Linked DNA regions of Homo sapiens: region 2 is linked to region 1. A link is a loop called in an ENCODE intact Hi-C map of the cell type or tissue named here. Cell type or tissue: endothelial cell of umbilical vein. All regions are shown on one strand. Links, peaks and the distances in the headings refer to the core of each region. The heading gives the core; the rest is flanking DNA.

Region 1 (2,916 bases), core at 302-2,801:
GATTTCGAAACGTGTTCTGGTTGTACTTGGCTGTTGCCCACGCAGACGCAAACAAGCCTTTCCTTTGACTCAGTAAAACGAGCGGTGCATGAGATCAGTGTTCCCGGCCCTTCCTGAAGGCCATTGTGTCTCTAGGGGTTGGGGCTTAGCAGTCTGTATTTTTTATAGTGTCCTGGATAATCCTTCACAGGTGATTTCTGGAAAACAATTAGACAGTCTCAAAAAATCCTTTCAATGTTAAAAACTTCTAGGTTGGGAGTTGCAGGGCATTCCAGCTGATTTGCCTGGAGTTCATTTCTGGTGCTCCAGGGAGTCCTGATACCCGCAGCACCTGGGCCGGAACCTCCAGCTGTACGTGCCATCCAGGCTCCATGGAGGATGGTCTGTGGCACAGCTGCCGACTGCTCGGCTGTGGCCTGGCCCACAGCCCTTCGAGCCTCTACGTTTGCTTTTGCCCAGTCGGGGGTCAGGGAAGATGAGGCTGGTGCTGGGAGCTCCTATCTGAACCGTAAAACTGGTGTCAAGAGATCTTCAGCTCAGTATTTTGAACATAAAATAAGGCCCTCAGTTATAAGCTAATGATGGGTTCTAGAGGCTAATTGCAGCCCGGAGCCAGACGTGAGACTCCAGTCCGGACTGCGTTCTATGTTCCCGACACGCGGGCTGTCCCTAGGCACCTGGCCCTCCTCAGGTCAGCCTGGCCTTCTCCCACTCAACACCTACCACTGCATCACAGACCCTCCCAACAACACCTGAGGCCTTCCTGCCGCTTTCTCTGCCCCTCCCTGTCCCAAGCCATTGGCTTAGAATTGCAGCAAAGTGTCCTCCGTCCTCAGTTCCTGCCCACTGCCAAAGTGACCCTGACCTCAAGTCAGTTCATGACACTCTGGGCAAGACCTTCCAGTGTGTCCCCAGCTCAGGGAGAGCTGAGACCCTGTCATTCGCCCCTGGTGCCATCAGACCGCGCCCCTCCCCGGCTTGGGGCCCTGGGATGTGTGCTGTGCTGTGGCGCATGGCTGATCTCGTGTTGTACAGCAGTTTATTGCCCAGTGCCACCTCCCCTGCCACACCCTATTTAAAACACAGCCCCCCTGACCTCAGCACATCCATCCTCTCTTATTGGTATCTTTCTCTAGAGTGCTGATTTTCATCTAATACACCATGTACTTCACTCACCTATTACTTCCTTTCTCCCCCACCATGTAAGTTTCATGGAGGGTGGGAGGTTAGTAAACTGCTGTTTACCAAGCATGTAGAATAACGCCTTGCACACAGCAGATGCTCAGTAAATACTGGTTGAGTGCATGGATTTGCTACATCTATGGAGAACAGTCTTGCTAACTAAGGTAAATTTCAAGTTAGCCCCTGTATGGTTCCTACCCTCAATTCTTGGACCCCCATTTTTCTCACGAGAGCCTCCCTGCGGCTGCCAGCCGGCCCTAGCTCAGGGTAGGAGTGGGCGCCCGGTGCAGGCCGCCCAGGCACCGCCTTTCTGGTGGTCCCACTGCGGGCAGCTGCCCACGTGTCCAGCAAGTGCCTGCCTGGCCTGCTCCAGACCCCGGGTCGGCTTCGTGGTCCTGGGCAGTGCGTGGGCTCCATCTGGTGGTCAGGAGTGGGCACTGCGTGTGGAAGGGCGCCCGGCGCTCTGGAAGGTGATCTTCACCCGGGTGCCTGCCCCCGCAACCAGAGTCAGCAGGCTTGCACTGCTTGTGTCTCCTCATCAGGAAGTGGCTAATAAAATAGCAATATAAAGCTGACCTTTTAAGAGAAATGTTAAAGTTTTTGAGATGGAGTTTCCCTCTTGTTGCCCAGGCTGGAGTGCGGTGGTGCAATCTTGGATCACTGCAACCTCTGCTTCCTGGGTTCAAGCAATTCTCCTGCCTCAGCCTCCCACATAGCTGGGATTACAGGCACCCGCCACCACGCCCAGCTAATTTTGTATTTTTAATAGAGACAGGATTTTGCCATGTTGGCCAGGGTGGTCCCAAACTCCTGACCTCAGGCGATCCGCCCACCTTGGCCTCCCGAAGTGCTGGGATTACAGGCGTGAGCCACTGTGCCCAGCAGAAATGTTAAAGTTTAACATCCCATTGCCTTAGTTCCTCAAATGTTACACACACAGCAGCAAGCCAGCAGTTTCTACTAGGTTTACAGTAGAGAAGGGAAACCTGGCCAGGCACCCGAGCTCATGTCTGTAATCCCAGCACTTTGGGAGGCCAAGGCAGGTGGATCGCTTGAGGCCAGGAGTTTGAGACCAGCCTGGGCAACATGGCAAAACCCCATCTCTACAAAAAATAAAAAGGTTAGCAGGGCATGGTTGGTGCACGCCTGTGGTCTCAGCTACTCTGGAGGCAGAGGCAGGAGGATCGCTTGAACCCAGGAGGTCGAGGCTGCAGTGAGCTATGAATGGCACCACTGCACTCCAACCGGCCACAGTGTGAAACTCTGTCTCAAAGAAAAGTGAAAACCTTTGTCCACACACAGACTTGTACACAAATGTTCATAGCTGCCTTATTCACGATCGCCAAAGGATGGAAACACACAAGTGTTCATCAGCTGAGGAAGGAATAAACATTATGTGGTCCCTCTGTGCAGTGGAATAGGACTTGGTCGTAAAAAGAAGTGTGGGCCAGGCGCGGTGGCTCACGCCTGTAATCCCAGCACTTTTGGAGGCCGAGGCGGGCAGATCACGAGGTCAGGAGATCAAGACCATCCTGGCTAACACGGTGAAACCCCGTCTCTACTAAAAATACAAAAACAATTAGCCGGGCGTGGTGGCGGGCGCCTGTAGCCCCAGCTACTCAGGAGGCTGAGGCAGGAGAATGGTGTGAACCCAGGAGGCGGAGCTTGCAGTGAACCGAGATTGCGCCACTGCACTCGAGCCTGGGCGACAGATTGAGACTCTGTCTCAAAAAT
Region 2 (2,916 bases), core at 213-2,712, 360 kb before region 1:
GCATCTTGGCCACCTTTATGCACTCTTACACTGCGGCATCCCAAACATCCTGCTGCTAATGTTCCTGTTTTACAGCATTTTAAAACCAATTTTCAAGTGAGTGTGTCATAAAATCACTCTATACAGGAAGTCAGTTCCATAATCTCCATGACATAAACTTTAAAAGCAAGATGTAGAATGCTGTTGGGATGCTCTGACATGCTTTTACACTGCACTCATTTGTAAATTTATTAGCAAATCATTAGGATATAAAAATCCACATCCGGCAACTGCTTACCAATTGTGGTAGGAGACATGGTAGGTTTTGTGACCTGGCAGGATGCAGAAAAATCATTCAGTCTGTGCATGGCTTCCTAATTTCCTAAGAGTTTGCTTTCTCGGAAGGTTTCCATGACAAACACAAACAAACCATTAGCCTGAGAACCTCATGTTGCTTTGTGGTTTAATATGCTGTATGACACAATAAGAAGTTCCTATCCTTGCCTCTCTTTTTACGCATTTGGTTTGTCTTCCTAAGCGTAGCATGATTCTCTAAGGGCAGAGACCATGCACTGTGATTTCTTTTTATTTTTTATTTTTATTTATTTATTTATTTTTTTTTTTTTTGAGATGGAGTCTCGCTCTGTCGCCCAGGCTGGAGTGCAATGGTGCAATCTGCAACCTCCGCCTTCCGGGTTCAAGCGATTCTCCTGCCTTAGCCTCCCGAGTAGCTGGTATTACAGGCACCTGCCACCATGCCCAGCTAATTTTTGTATTTTTAGTAGAGATGGGGTTTCACCATGTTGGTCAGGCTGGTCTCGAACTCCTGACCTCGTGATCTGCCCGCCTCAGCCTCCCAAAGTGCTGGGATTACAGGTGTGAGCCACTGTGCCCGGCCTGCGCTGTGATTCTTCTATGCAGCTCCAAACATACTTCTCTCAGTGGTTCTCAGGAAATACTTTTTGCAGACAATGACTGTGAGTCCACAGTAACAGATTCATAGAAATGGCTTATGTAGGCCAGGCGCGGTGGCTCACGCCTATAATCCCAGCACTTTGAGAAGCCGAGGCGGGGGCTGATCACCTGAGGTCAGGAGTTCAGGATCAGCCTGGCCAACATGGCGAAACCCATCTGTACTAAAAATACAAATTAGCCGGGCATGGTGGCCTGTGCCTGTAATCCCAGTTACTTGGGAGGCTGAGGCAGGAGAACCGCTTGAACCCAAGAGGCAGAGGTTGTAGTGAGCCAAGATCGTGCCACTGCACTCCAGCCTGGGTGACAGAGCAAGACTCCGTCTCATAAACAAATAAATAAATAGACTTCAATGCAATAACCATGCACAGGCGTGCTTGCTTGCTTTACCAACAGCATTTGTCTGATGTGAGCAGTATGTGCCTGGGCTTGCAGTGTTAAAAAACAACAACAACAACAAAAAAAAAACACCACACACACATGAACAGTAGTTGGGGGTCTCTCTCCCGGGGACAAGGGCTGGAGTTCGTGCTGACCTCCACCTGTCCTCATACTTACTCTGCCTGCTAGAGGGAAGGTGCTCCTATGTGTTCCTGGGAAGTTGCTGCAATGCGGCCTGAGCGCCAGCGGGGCTAGGGGGCGCTGAGGCCACACGGAACGCCGGCGACTCACTGCGCCAGGCCGGGCCACCGTGCAGAACGCGCGCGGATCTCACACCCCACCATGCGGAACGCGCGCGGGTCACACACCGCACCGTACGGAACACAGGCGGATCATGATTCGTTCTCCCCTGCTCCTGGGGCCTTGGAGCCATCTCTTTTCTTGAAAGGCCTCCAGGTCTTGAGTGCCATCATGAATTAGAGTATGGGATATTTTGGACCAGAGGTGATGTTATTCATCCTACTTTACACTTAATTTTTCTTTACATTAATTTTTCTTTTTTTATTTTTTATTTTTTTTATTATTATTATACTTTAAGTTTTAGGATACATGTGCACAATGTGCAGGTTAGTTACATATGTATACATGTGCCATGCTGGTGTGCTGCACCCATTAACTCGTCATTTAGCATTAGGTATATCTCCTAATGCTATCCCTCCCCCCTCCCCCCACCCCACAACAGTCCCCAGAGTGTGATGTTCCCCTTCCTGTGTCCATGTGTTCTCATTGTTCAGTTCCCATCTATGAGTGAGAACATGCGGTGTTTGGTTTTTTGTCCTTCTGATAGTTTACTGAGAATGATGATTTCCAATTTCATCCATGTCCCTACAAAGGACGTGAACTCATCATTTTTTATGGCTGCATAGTATTCCATGGTGTATATGTGCCACATTTTCTTAATCCAGTCTATCATTGTTGGACATTTGGGTTGGTTCCAAGTCTTTTCTATTGTGAATAGTGCCACAATAAAAATATGTGTGCATGTGTCTTTATAGCAGCATGATTTATAGTCCTTTGGGTATATACCCAGTAATGGGATGGCTGGGTCAAATGGTATTTCTAGTTCTAGATCCCTGAGGAATCGCCACACTGACTTCCACAAGGGTTGAACTAGTTTACAGTCCCACCAACAGTGCAAAAGTGTTCCTATTTCTCCACATCCTCTCCAGCACCTGTTGTTACCTGACTTTTTAATGATTGCCATTCTAACTGGTGTGAGATGGTATCTCATTGTGGTTTTGATTTGCATTTCTCTGATGGCCAGTGATGATGAGCATTTTTTCTTGTGTCTTTTGGCTGCATAAATGTCTTCTTTTCAGAGGCATCTGTTCATATCCTTTGCCCACTTTTTGATGGGGTTGTTTTTTTTTTCTTGTAAATTTGTTTGAGTTCATTGTAGATTCTGGATATTAGCCCTTTGTCAGATGAGTAGGTTGCAAAAATTTTCTCCCATTTTGTAGGTTTCCTGTTCACTCTGATGGTAGTTTCTTTTGCTGTGCAGAAGCTCTTGAGTTTAATTAGATC

The links. Peaks named below come from ENCODE experiments on the same cell type or tissue, not always from the same donor. Only the 100,000 strongest peaks of a DNase experiment are listed, where the experiment ranks them.
Region 2: it touches region 1 in a loop (8-fold over the local background); 7 of 110 quality-filtered maps call a loop at or near these places.

Annotation. Positions count from the first base shown.
Region 1 is chr7:157,272,135-157,275,050 of GRCh38, forward strand. No RefSeq gene overlaps it. Among named protein-coding and RNA genes, the nearest start is that of DNAJB6, 63 kb to the right of the region's middle. RefSeq lists enhancers at 1-449, 1-135, 450-1,219. In endothelial cell of umbilical vein, for the core only: a CTCF peak has its summit at 1,613 (motif pointing left); a DNase peak (open chromatin) is centred at 1,607.
Region 2 is chr7:156,907,491-156,910,406 of GRCh38, forward strand. The region is part of intron 3 of LOC102723795 (a long non-coding RNA gene); the gene reads left to right. Among named protein-coding and RNA genes, the nearest start is that of LMBR1, 16 kb to the left of the region's middle. In endothelial cell of umbilical vein, for the core only: a CTCF peak has its summit at 1,586; a DNase peak (open chromatin) is centred at 1,601.